2 separate regions of the Mus musculus genome follow, and region 1 is linked to region 2. Evidence: chromatin contacts called from ENCODE Hi-C or POLR2A ChIA-PET data. All regions are on one chromosome and are shown on one strand. The core of a region is the stretch at or near the end of the contact, and the rest is flanking DNA. Distances in the headings are between cores, read along the strand shown.

Region 1 (5,768 bases), core at 828-3,327, 710 kb after region 2:
GACCTGGTTTCCCAGTATGCCTCACCACCTAGCCCATGGGTGCTGTCCATGGTCCTGCCCACACCTTCTCAGAGACCTATGTAAAAGCCTGGCCTGGACCACCTCACCCATGCTTGCACTAGGTATCAGAAAGAGGCTACACTCTCTGGGTTCATTGGGCGCTCAAATTTTTCCTAGCCACTGATTGGTTGCCATTAAGCCACGCCCTTTGCACCCATTTTCTAACAGACACGCCCAGCTCTCTGCAAGTGATTGGATGGCGGGCTCGCCCTGCTCACTGATTGGCTGGTCCTCCAAGAAGCGCACGTTGTGCAGAGCCTCCCCCTGCTTGGCTCGAAGGTTCTGCAACCAGAAGCGAATGATGCTCTGCCGCTCCTGTGGGGAGATGAGTGTGAGCTAGGTACGAGGGCTGTAGGCGCAGAGACATGGGCGCAGGGCGGTCACCTGCGATGTGAAGAAGCGTAGCTCGCTCTCCACATTCTCGTAGATGAAGTCCTCTTCGCAGGAGAAGCTGCGGGTGCCCCCTCCAAATTCGGCCTTCACGGCCTTGCGCAGACCCAGCTCATCGGCCCCACGGAGCAGGCTGCGGGCAGGACAGGGCATAGTGGGCTCACCATGGGACTCCTGGCTTACCATTCCCAAGCTAAGGACTGTGCGAGAGCCACATCTTAGGACAAACGAATAGTTAGCACAGTTGGTCTTCAGAGGGGCAAGGAGCCGGGTGACAGGGCCAGAGGGAGGTAGAGGCAGGGGACTCGCCTCTCGTATGTGGCGGTGACAAAGAAGGCATAGGCACGCGTGTGGCGGTGGTGGCGAACTTGCACGATCAGCTCGGGAATGCCCACCCGGATGTGATTCAGCAGCCACAGCAGCGTGTGGTCATCAGTGGTGTCTGCCAAGGGGCATAGGGGCCAATGGGTCTTGCCTCGAGAGGTGCCCACAAGGGCCTCCACATTTCCACCGAGGCGGTAAAGGCAGCATCCGGGCCCATGGCAGACAGGTGTGGATACCTGGGAAGGTCATGAGCACGTCGCAGTCCTCAGTGGGCACTGTCTTCATCCATGCCTTGTGGGACACCAGGTAGCGGCCAGCCTGCAGGAGCCTCTTCCCAAATAGTTTATCTATGGGGCAGCGTGGCAGGCTGGGCTGAGATCAGGCCCCTTCAGGGACTGACTCGGCCCTCATTAGAGCTCTCAAGGGCTAGGCACCCATAGCCTGGGCTTGCTCTCTTCTCTCCTGCATCAGCCAGGCCCTTCCCCCTAGGTCCTGCCTTAAGAATCTTACTCATGGTTGAGGCCCAACCCTGCCTCCCAAACCACAATTGGTGGGGTGCCCACAAGCTGCCTTGAGTGCTTCTTGGTATGAAAGAACGGTCCTTAAAGCAGGCGCAGAGTGCAGTCCTTCCTCCCATTTCACAGGTCACCAAACTGAGGCCCAGAGACTATCCACGAGCTCAAGGTCACCCAGCCAATATGGGATTTGAACCCAGGACCCTAATCGCCCTGTTTCCCTGTGCTGGGAGTCTCCAGGTGGCGAGGCTCACACGGGCCAGGCTGGGGCCATCAGAGGGGCGTGTCCACGTTCCTGCACTGGGGACCCCCGGTGCAGACCCATTGACCAACCCCGCGCCCTGCGCCGCAGCTGCAGCACTACGAGGAGCAGCCTCTGGGCCACACGCTAGGGTGTGTGACCCTGAACGGCGTCTCCTGCAGCCCCTGCCTGCACCCTGTACACCTGTCTCGGTGCCACCCGCAGCAAACATACCCAGTACTCCAGACGCAGGCGCCGCAGGCTCGCCCTCGGGAGGGGGCCTCTTGCCCCGCTCCCCCTCCAGGGTCACGTCCCCGGCGCCCGAAGCCGCCTCGGCCATGGCGAGGACAGGGCAGGTTAGGGGCCGCGGGACGCCCGGGCGCTGGGGGGCCACGGGCTCATGAGGACCGGAGTGGCACCACCGAGCGCGCCGGAGGAGGAGACAAAGGCCTCTCTCGCCCGCCCGCGCAGCCCGCCGTCCCTGCGCTCCACTTGCTTGTCGTCCCCGCCCAAGCCAAACCTCAATTCTTCTTCCTAGTCTCAGCGCGGTCACTCTCAGTCACTCAGTCCCACCCCCACTCCCACCCCCGCCTCATCTCTGCTTCCGGTCCCCGCCCGAGTGTTTTTCCTTTTCTTCTTTCTTTCTCTCTTTCTTTCTTCCTTCCTTCCTCCCTTCCTTCCTTCCTTCCTTCCTTCCTTTCTTTCTTTTTTTGTACGCTTCCTTCTTGCCCGCCCACTTGGATCTACCGTGCTTGTTCAGGCCGACACTGAGAAGAACTTTCTTCCACCCTCAGCCCTTCAGTCTGTTTACCCATCTACAAAGTATTGAGGTCAAAGGGGTGGATTCTGAGCCGGGTGCGAGAGGGAGGACCTGGCTGAGTGACATACCTGAGAACAATACCTCAAGTACCCCAACTGGAATGTAAGTAATTATAGCAGGTCCTGCCTGCCCCCAGGGCCTTTGCACATACAGTTCAGGTTCTGAAAACATATTACTGCCCTCTGCTCCCACACAACCCTTATTACTACAATACAGCTTCCATAAAAGGATAAGGATTCAGGTGCCAAATTTATCAAATAAACACAATCTTGAGGCACTCACTGCATATAAAGGTGTTGCCACAAGTTGTACACCAATGCGGACAAGCGTCACCTCGCACACACAGATAAATGGAATAAAAGAGTCCCGCTAAAGGGCACGACTGGTGTGACTCAATCAGTAGATCGCTGGCCCAGCACGGAGCTACCAGCCCTGCACTCAAGAGGCAGAAAGATCGGGATTTCAAAGGCATCCTCAGAGGCCACATAGCAAGTTCATGATCACCCCGGGCTTCCAAGACACTGTGTCAAAAAAGGGTGGGCCAAGCTGTTGAGATGTCCCCGCGGTTAATAACACTTGTAGCTCTTCTCGAGGACCAGGGTTCGGTTCCTGCACCTACACTTGCCAGTAACTCCAGAGCCAGGGGATGCTAAATATGCCCGACACCAAAGCTTACACATCGTTAAATAACAAATAGGCCTCAAAAAATAAAGCCACTGATTAAATGAATTTCAGATATACTGGTATGTTCTGACAACTACACAAAGAAATGTTGTTTGTCTGAAACTTTTATGTTCTGGGTGATCCTAGGTGGGAAGGGAGGCTGTCAAAAGTCCAGCTTGCTGGGAAATGCTCAACCACAAAGCTAAGCCTGATACCAGATTTTTAAAGAATGTTTGTTTGTTGTGGGCAGGAGCGCTTTGGCGAGTGTATGGAGGTGAGAGGACGGACACCTGTGGAAACTGATTCTTTCCACCATGTGGGTCCAGGGGATTGAACTCAGGTCGTCAGACTTAGAAGCAAGCACCAAAACCCACAGCCCTGATCTCCCATGTTTTCCCACTTCAGAGTGGCCCACCCTGAAGTCCTGTGAGCACTTAGTAGGTAATGAGCACTTGCTCTAAACGTGTTAAGATGGAACCACGGGGGCCGGGCACTGGTGGCGCACGCTTTTAATCCCAGCACTTGGGAGGCAGAGGCAGGCGGATTTCTGAGTTCCAGGCCAGCCTGGTCTACAGAGTGAGTTCCAGGACAGCCAGGGCTACACAGAGAAACCCTGTCTCGAAAAAAACAAAACAAAAACAAACACACAAACAAACAAAAAAGATGGGACCACAGGAGATGGACAACGTCACTGTCCCTGTTTCACAGACTGAAAGTAGGGCAGATGGGAACCTGAGGGCTTTGAGACTATACTGTACCCGGCAGCACTAACTAAAGAGCGCCCGCCCGCACAAGTCGAGAACCAGAGAATTGGCAGTGCGAGGGCGCTCGCGAAGCCCCGCCCGCCCAGAACCTGGTATTCGAGCCTGCTCCTTCACCCCGCAGTTCAGTGCTGTCCCGGGTTAACCCGAAGTTAACTGGAGGCCCCAGGATGCCTATCCCGGAACACACATCGGACCTGCGGCCAACCGGGACCCCGAAGAGGGCGGGGAAGCCAGGGCTGGAGCTGGGCTGGAACCGCCAGAAAGGCTTCCTTGCCTGGGGATGGCGCCTGGCTAAAGATACTTGCCCAGGAGCTGCAGCTGGCAAAGATGGGGTAGCGGGGATCAGTGAAGAGACACAAGAAGGGCCAGGAAGAAACTTCCCAGAAGTTTGGACCAGATTTTCCCTGACCTAGGGCGTGGCTTCTCCCGGAACTCATCCCCTGCAGTCACTAAGATGCTTTGAGTTTTCTGTCTCTAACTGGGTGTAGAATACCCCGACCCCACCTCCCTCGTGATGGTGAAAGGACAACTTGCACAAGTCTGGTCTCCTTCACTAAGCTGATCCCGGGGATAGAACTCAGATTGTCAAGTTTGGCAGCAAGTGCCTTCTGCGCTGCCTTTCATGGACTTTACAGTCGGAGCGCACACATAGCTTCTTAGCTTCTCTAAGACTACGGAATGGGCACAAGGAAAAGAAGGGCTCGAACCACCGCTGAGATATATCCTGCATTTTCTTCCTCCCACTATTGTGTCAGATACCTGTTGCTCTAGGAACCGAAAACTTTGCTCTGTGTTTCCGCGGGACACTCTTGCGTTGTACACACCCGCATCCCAACTTCGTTTCCCTTGGATCAGCCAATAGGAATCAAAATCTATAGATAGAGGGCGGGACCTCCTATAGGCGATCCAATGGTAGTTGAGAGTCGTACCGCTAAGTCACACCGCAAAGGGGCAGGACTTTCTTCCCGAACTTGAAGCCCTGCGGGAGTGTCGGCCAAGGTGCTTGCAAAATTGGAAATCCATGTGGCGTGGGCTGAGCGCCCTGGTGACCCAGGCGGCGTGGGCGCCCCTCAGGTGAGTGGCACGGACCCGCTGTCACGCGCTAGACGTTGCTTTAGGACCCAGGTTTGCCCCTGAAGTTCCAGACCCCGTTCCTCCTCCCGCAGCTGCCGTGTCTTTCCAAGCCCATCGCCTGGCCACCGCTCGTACAGCTTGGGCATCAACGGGCGACCATCCCTCCGTCCATGTTCACCCCGAGGCTCGGGTTTCTGGATGCGCTTACTCGTTTCCTTTCCGATCTCCAGGCTGTGCGCACGCTGCAGCACCAGTGCAGAGTCCTTAGTCCCCAGCAGCACCATCTTCGCACTCAGCTCCGGCCAGGGACGCTGCGCCATCGCAGTGATCCGCACCAGCGGTCCAGCTAGCGGGCTCGCGCTCCGCAGCCTCACGGCGCTCCAGGAGCCGCCTCCTGCCCGCAGAGCCTGCCTGCGCCTTCTCCGCCACCCGTGCTCCGGGGAGCCACTGGACCGCTCACTCGTCCTCTGGTTCCCAGGTGAGGGGCCGGATCCGGGAGCCCACGGCGCTCGTGTCCGGGTCTCAGTCCCCTCCAGGAGTCAGCCCGGGTCGTGCCCATCCCCTAACTCTGCTTTTTTCCATACAAGGACCCCAGAGTTTCACGGGTGAGGATTGCGTGGAGTTTCACGTACACGGAGGTCCTGCGGTGGTCAGCGGTGTCTTGCAGGCATTGGGTGAGGCTCTGTTGAGTGGCACTGTTCCTGGGGGAGACTAAAAGGTATTGGAGATAGACTGCAAAACACATTGTCATTTGGGAGAAGAGATGTATCATATTAACCCAGGCCTTCTAGATGACTCTGCCAGTAAAGGTGATTGTTGCCAAATGTGAACCCGAGTGGTGAAAGGTGAGAATTGATTCCTGCAGGCTGTCTTTTGACTTCCTGGTGTCACACACACACGCAGAGACTTCAGCATGG
Region 2 (6,355 bases), core at 1,826-4,325:
GCCTGCGGGGCCTCTCTGAGTGGAGCTGGCCCAGCTGTATGGAAAAAAAAAAAAGAAAGAAAAAGAAACAACCTCCCCAAACCTGTAGGAGAGGAGAGGAGGTGGGCAGCACCCTGCCAGCAGGGGAGGGCGGATACAACAGCCAGGGACCCCAATGCCAAACGGAGGCCCCACTGGTAAAAGCCTCACCCCCTTCGAGATGCAGGAGGAGCTGGCTGAGTGGTTCCAGGTGGTTCTTCAGGACTCGGAGGTGCGGCCTTTGCTGGTGGGGAAACTGAGCCTGCAGAGGGCCGCCCTCAGTCCTGAAGGTTTGAGGGTGAGGCGGGGCATTTGAGATGGCTGGACCTTGGCCAGCCTGGGGAGGGAGGCGGCTGTTACTGGGGCAGCCACAGGCTCTGGCTGTGAGCCCGGATGGGCTGGGGCCCTGCAGCTCTCAGGGCCAGGCCTGGGCTCTGGGGACGCCAGATGCTGCGTGGCCTGAGCCAACCTCCCAGGCCTCAGCTGTGCTGCAGATCCACCCACCCCAAGTGAGGGGCTACAGCCATGTAACTGTCTGCATTAGACATCGAAGCCACATAGCTAGTCTTAGAACATTCTGTGATCCTCCTGCCTCAGCCTTCTCAATGCTGGGATTACTGGCATGCACCTCCACTTCCGGCTGCCTGATTGTCTTCAACAGGTTTGTGGGGTCCTTGCCTCCCACTCTGCAGCACACTAAGGCCAGACATCCCACCTTTTCTGGCATTATGGCTCAGTAAGAACAAGGTTAGAAGCTCACATAGGGGCCTTTGCAGGAGTTGTGCTCTGTGCCTGGAGGGCCTAAGCCCTCAACTCCTCACCACTCTGGTCACCAGAGTGACACATTCTCACTTCCTGAATAAGAAGCCTGACCAGGACCTGGCTCCAGGGGTGAGCTCACTGACAGCAGCGTCCCAACACAAGTACCCTACATTCACCAGAGAAAAGAGACCACAGAACAGTCTGAGTGGACTCATTCCTTCTCCACGGTGTCTGCTCACCTGACTCAGAAGATCCATCCAAGGGCCTGGCGGGCAACGGACGGGGCCCCCGTGGGCGAGGGCCTGGTCGAGCCAGAGCCACGGGTCCTAGGAACTCCACGTATGTCCCGGGGAAGTCCCCTCGCTGTCGGGTGCGCTCGTTGAAGCCAGGCATCCAGCCCACATTGTGTGGGCAGCGCTCTCCTCCATCAGCCACACCAAGTGCCTGTAGGGCCACCCGGCTCACCACCAGGAGGTCCCCAGGGAGCAGCTCCAGGTCTTCAGGCCGCTCCCGGCGGAATGGGTACACAGCCCTGTACTGGAAGCCCTCGGCTCCTGCCATGGCTGGCCTGGGGGGTTCTGGACCGTCAGCTGGCTCCCCGGGGCTCTAGGGACCCCATGGGCTGGTGCGGCCTGTGTGGTGGGCTTGTAGACCTCTACTTCCAGAAGTCACAGGCGACCTCGGGGGCCGCACATGCCTAGATGGCCATCTGTCACAGAGGCCACCATTTAGTCACCTGTGCAATGATGTTCCTGGTGTTTTCTCAAATTATTTGGCTTGTGTCACCCATCAGATGGTCAAGCTGGGATAGGTGGATCACTCCTTCATTAGCTGGGCTGTGGGTGCCCAGGCTTACTGGCTCTTCAAGATGTGCCTGACACCAGACGAAGGGACCCAGACCACAGGCTGCTACCATGCTCAGCCGGGAACACCAGCCTAAAGGACATGGACAAGGCGGAGTGAGCCAGGACAGAATCCCCCAGTGACCTTGGGGCTGGCCCCTGTCCCACTACTGATTAGTCTCCCCATCCGAGAGGCCACACTGACAGCCTTTCTTCGGGGTGCTGGGAGCTGAATGCTTTGCTGTCCCCACTAGGGTTGTGGGAACTGAAGTTCAGAGCTCTCTGAAGAACCCCACTCATCAGGAGGAAGCCAACCACAGATGCACCCAAGTTCAAGGCAGGAACAAAGACAGTGACCACATGGCCAGTTAGACTTGGGGTTATTGGGGAACCCCAAGAAGGGGTTGAACACCTGAGCAGTGGACATGGCCTATCAAGAGCTGTGGCCTGGGTGGGCATCCAAGGAAACAGAAGCCTTGGTTCCTGCAGGGGAGGTTGAGACAGGGTGCAGGGGTGTCCCCAGCTTGCCTTAGCCTGGGGCTCTCTGGTGATGCAAGAGAGGGGAGGTGTCAAGAAGAACCATGGTCACCTTAGTGCCACAGTAGGATGGGGACAGGAGCTGGACACCCCACATTGGGTCCTAGCCTGGGTCCCCATTCCAGCCTGCAGTTGGGTCTTCTGTGCATCCTCCTGGGGGAGCAAGGCTGACAGGTCCTCGTATAGGGACAGGGCAATGCATAGACAGACCGGTTCCTGCAAAGGCCCGATGGTGGAAGACGCCTGTCTAGGATGCAGAGGCTTTCAGAAAGAAGCCATGAAAAAGGCGTTTAGCGTGCCAAGGGGAGGGTCTGGGCTTCATCCCCAGATCTCGGGGACCCGGTGCAGGTGTCCTAGAGGGACTTAAGGCTTTGTGGTCCAGGGTATCCGGTGTGACTCACTGTCCGGCCTCTTGTGGCCTGCATGTTATAGGTAGGGAAACTGAGGGTCGGAGAGGCCTCTCCTAAGAAAGCCACCCGTCTGCCCGCCCCCGTGCCGAGCACGTCTGCACACCATGGGGGGAGGGTATCGCGGAACCCCCAATGCAAAAGGAGGGGCCTACGATGCACGCATAGTCTGTGTGCTCACACAGACGGGCCCCTAGACCCTCGTGCACCCCGAAGACCCCTGGACGACGGAAGTGGCCGGATCCGGGGTCGTGTCCCGCTCTCCGCCCCGTTGCGGGCGGGGACCTCCCGGCCTTAGAGACCCTGTCTCTACCCCGCAGGCTGCACAGCCCCACGCTCAGCTCGGAGCCCGGTTTTGTGCGGCTCCTTCTCTCCTCGGGTCCTCCCCACCACCATCGACTCACCCACTCCGGCCGCCGTCGCCACCACCACGACCGCCGCCGCCGTCGCCGCAGCCGCGGGATCCCTGCGTCAGCCACCGTCGCCGCGGTTCCAAGCCTTCGGGCCCGCCCCCAGGCGGAAATAGCCGAGCGCACTCGGGTCGGGAGGGCGGGCCTTTCCCCCCACACGAGGCGGAGCCCGAAGACCGAGGCACGCGGGCAAGCCTCCGGAAGCTGCCGAGTGTGCTCCCGCGGGAATGGGAGGCTGGGCTTTGCCACGAGACAGCCGAGGCTGGTCGGAGACAGCCGAGCACGGCCGTCGGAGGCTCACGAAAACACTAGAAAGCGGAAGGGTCGGGAACGCATTCGGTCCGAAGCTGGGCTCGGTGGACTTGGGACTCTGAGATACCCGAGCCATTCCGGAAGCAGCAGAACGTGCCATAACAGGGGTTTGTTTGTGTTTTTTACGAAGTCGTGAACCTGCCAGACCGCGGAATGTGTCTGGGAGGAACCGAACGACCTCAACTCCAGGCCTTGGGAGTTGACTCGGAGGCCGCCGATAGCTTCCGGAAATTGCCGAAGGTCCACTGGACGAGCTCGGCAGCTGTACCCTCAATGGAGAGCCGCTGGTGGAAGGAATGGAAGGCGAAGGCACTGCCATGACAACCCTAGGCGTCCGGAAACAGCCGAAGTGTCTCCGGCCCAACACGCGCGAGAATGCGGCTTATCAGCGTCCGGAAGCGAGATTGTTTCCGGAAATACGGACAGACTCTGGCGAGACGGAGAGAACCAGAAGTTGCCGAGCTTGTTCGGCTGATTTCCGAGGGATTCATTTATCTATTTTAGCTCACCGCAAAGACTAGGGTAGAAAATTGGGACGGAGGGGTTGCAGCGAGAGTTCGGCAGTTAAGCATGCTCACTGCTCTTGCACAGGATCCAGGTTCAGTAAATTACAGCCGCGTATAACCCGACTGGAATTAAAAGCAAGAGCTATGACGCCCAGCGTTTTGGATTTTTCCTTTTTAAGATTTTGTGTTTTTCTTCATGTTCAACTGTGCGCCTTGTGAGTACCTGGTGTCTGTGGAAGTTAGAAGAGACATCGGATGCTCTAGAACTTGAGTTACGGCTGTGAGCTGCCATGTAGGTGCTGGGAATACAACCTGGGTCCTCTAGAAGAGCAGCCAGTGCTTTTAATCATTGATTCCTTTGGCTTTATTATTTGAAACAGGGTCTTGTTATTAGCCCAGGCTGTATCTGAACTCATGATCCTTCTGCTTCGTGCCTCCCCACGCCCCCACCTCCAAGTGTTAGGATTACATGTGTATACAGCCATGCCTGGAAACACTTCATTTTAGAGATGAGATTTTGCCCTATTGCCCTAGCCAGGATCCCAGCCTGCTAGGTAGCTGGGATGCAGGCTGGCTTGGATTAAGTGTTTAACCAAACCCCTATACAGCCAACAAAACTCACTTAGATGATATCGAGCCATCAGTTTTTCCCTACCCCCAGCCACTCACAAATGCACACACCAGTATCAGATGTCTTCATGGGACTTTATTTGATGCCAGCTCCAAGATGGGTAGAGGGCTACTCATGCACAGCCTTGGTCTCCCTTCCAGCAGAAGGTACTGGCTGCGAGTCAGGGAGGTGCAGAGGGTTTGAGTGCCTGCGAATTCCCCTCGTGGAGTGTGTAGAGCTGCACCACTGGCAACCTACTACATGGCTGCTAGATCACACAGCATGGGAGTCTGGGCTCCCCCATGGCCATGCTCACAGTAGGGCTAGGAGAGCCTGTCCTGGGCTGCCACTCTTACTGGACCATTGTGGGACATGCCTCTGGCCTTAGGAACCTCAGCTTCTTGGATCACACAAAGCTGGGGGGAATTCAGGTGTGCTCAGTGCACATGAAGTGTGCAAGTCACTGGGGTTAGTCCTGTAAAGAGGCACAGAATGGGAAAGACACTCCTCTAGAATTACACAGCATAGCTGGGGTCCACACTCGGTCCTCTGGCACTCACCATGCTGGGCCTCGTGCACATGGGCATAGACTTTGTGGTGCAGGGGTTGGTGGTCAGGCATGGTCCTCACTTGGGACAAGTGCTTTGTCCCACCCTGCAGTGGACACCTTCCCCACCTTGATGGCCCTTAGGTCTGTCAGTTACTTCCTGCAAGGTATATGGGCTATTCTGCCTCAAACCAGAGCATTCCTCATCCCCCAAGTCCTTTGTTCCCATACTTCCCCTAAACTGAAGCATGCAGGATCACAGGCAGAGTGGAGTAAGGACAGTCTGAGGAGAGCTATTCAGACACAGAAGGTAGTCTTCAGAGTATAGCCTGCCACAGAATTGGTGATCCGCCTGCTTTAGGGTGCAGCTTCCAAATTCTGTCAAAACTCAGTAGGGACCAGCTTTTGTGTGCCTTCAAGTGGGTCTTGGGTTGGGAATGGGATGGACATACACATACACACACACACACACACACACACACACACACACACACACACACACACACACACACGGAAAGGACAAACTAGAAAACACAGAAGTTGCCCAAAGTGCTTTGCCTTGACCCAGAGAACAGGGTCTGTAGGCTGTGCTCCAGGGGCCAAGGACAAGACAGCCGAGTCCACCAGGCGGGCCAGCCTGGCTATTGCTTATAAAAAGTAATAAATTAGTCGCGAGGGCTTGCTATTTACAAGTCACTGGCACCCCCATCCCAGCCCTTCCTGGGAAGGGGGCACCCTCGGCCGAGTCCCAGGCTGATAGCTGCACCCCATCTAGGTGTGACTTGGTGAAGATGATAGCTGCATAAGGAACTGCAGCCAGAGGTGGTCAGTCTTTCCTGGCATGTCCTGGGGTTCCAGGTGTGGCCTCTGCACCCTGCACAGCGATCTTCGGCACCCCGCGAGGCGGCCCAGGCTCCTCATCGAAGCTCACCTCCTGCACTGCCTCCTGCTTCTTGAAGGAATCCCGACGCTCTGATAGATGCAGCCTCCTCATGACGACCAGCTCAGCCTCGGCCCCCCGGGCGCGCCGGCCTCCATCCCCATCCAGCCTCTCACTGGTGCCTAGGCCCAGCTTGTCGGCTGACTGGCCCCTACGCAGCCTAGGAGACCGGGCGGGTATGGGGATGTGCCCCGGAAGGGGGGATGGTGAGCGTGGCGGGGGCGTGGGCACGGGCGGGCAGGCCAGCGGAGATGGAGGGATACTGCTTGTGGACTTGCGGCGACCGCTCTTGTGACGAGGTGGTCCGAGCTTGGCTGCCAGGCCATGCAGGGAGCTGGGACGGGTGTGACCAGTGGCTGGAGAAGCGGGGCTGCTGGAGCTTGGGGACACATTGGGTGGGGATGCTGTGTCTGTGGGCAACAGGAATTGGTCAGTGTCCCCCTCCTAGCGGTGGGGCCAAACTG

What was found. A loop is a pair of places that touch in the nucleus more often than their neighbours do. ChIA-PET counts read pairs that join two places held with the same protein, here RNA polymerase II (POLR2A).
Region 1: a loop to region 2 is called in a map of regulatory T cell, with 2.6 times the contacts of the local background. The contact joins the promoter of Ano8 here to the promoter of Pik3r2 in region 2. A Hi-C loop is called at or near these places in 1 of 37 maps with a recorded cell type or tissue (regulatory T cell). POLR2A ChIA-PET finds 5 or more read pairs at or near these places in 1 of 5 experiments (Patski).

What each region holds. Positions count from the first base shown.
Region 1 is chr8:71,483,990-71,489,757 of GRCm38, forward strand. Ano8 (anoctamin 8) reads right to left here and starts at 2,078. Exons shown (of 17, transcript NM_001164679.1): 1 at 1,765-2,078; 2 at 1,011-1,121; 3 at 760-892; 4 at 445-583; 5 at 279-375. The coding sequence starts at 1,870. It overlaps Gtpbp3 (GTP binding protein 3), which reads left to right and starts at 4,739. Exons shown (of 9, transcript NM_032544.4): 1 at 4,739-4,851; 2 at 5,082-5,329; 3 at 5,439-5,525. The coding sequence starts at 4,799.
Region 2 is chr8:70,773,637-70,779,991 of GRCm38, forward strand. It overlaps Pik3r2 (phosphoinositide-3-kinase regulatory subunit 2), which reads right to left and starts at 3,076. Exons shown (of 16, transcript NM_008841.3): 1 at 2,971-3,076; 2 at 1,020-1,716. The coding sequence starts at 1,341. It overlaps 2010320M18Rik (RIKEN cDNA 2010320M18 gene), which reads left to right and starts at 3,226. Exons shown (of 1, transcript NR_029440.1): 1 at 3,226-3,970. Mast3 (microtubule associated serine/threonine kinase 3) reads right to left here. Exons shown (of 26, transcript NM_199308.2): 26 at 4,481-6,301. The coding sequence ends at 5,778.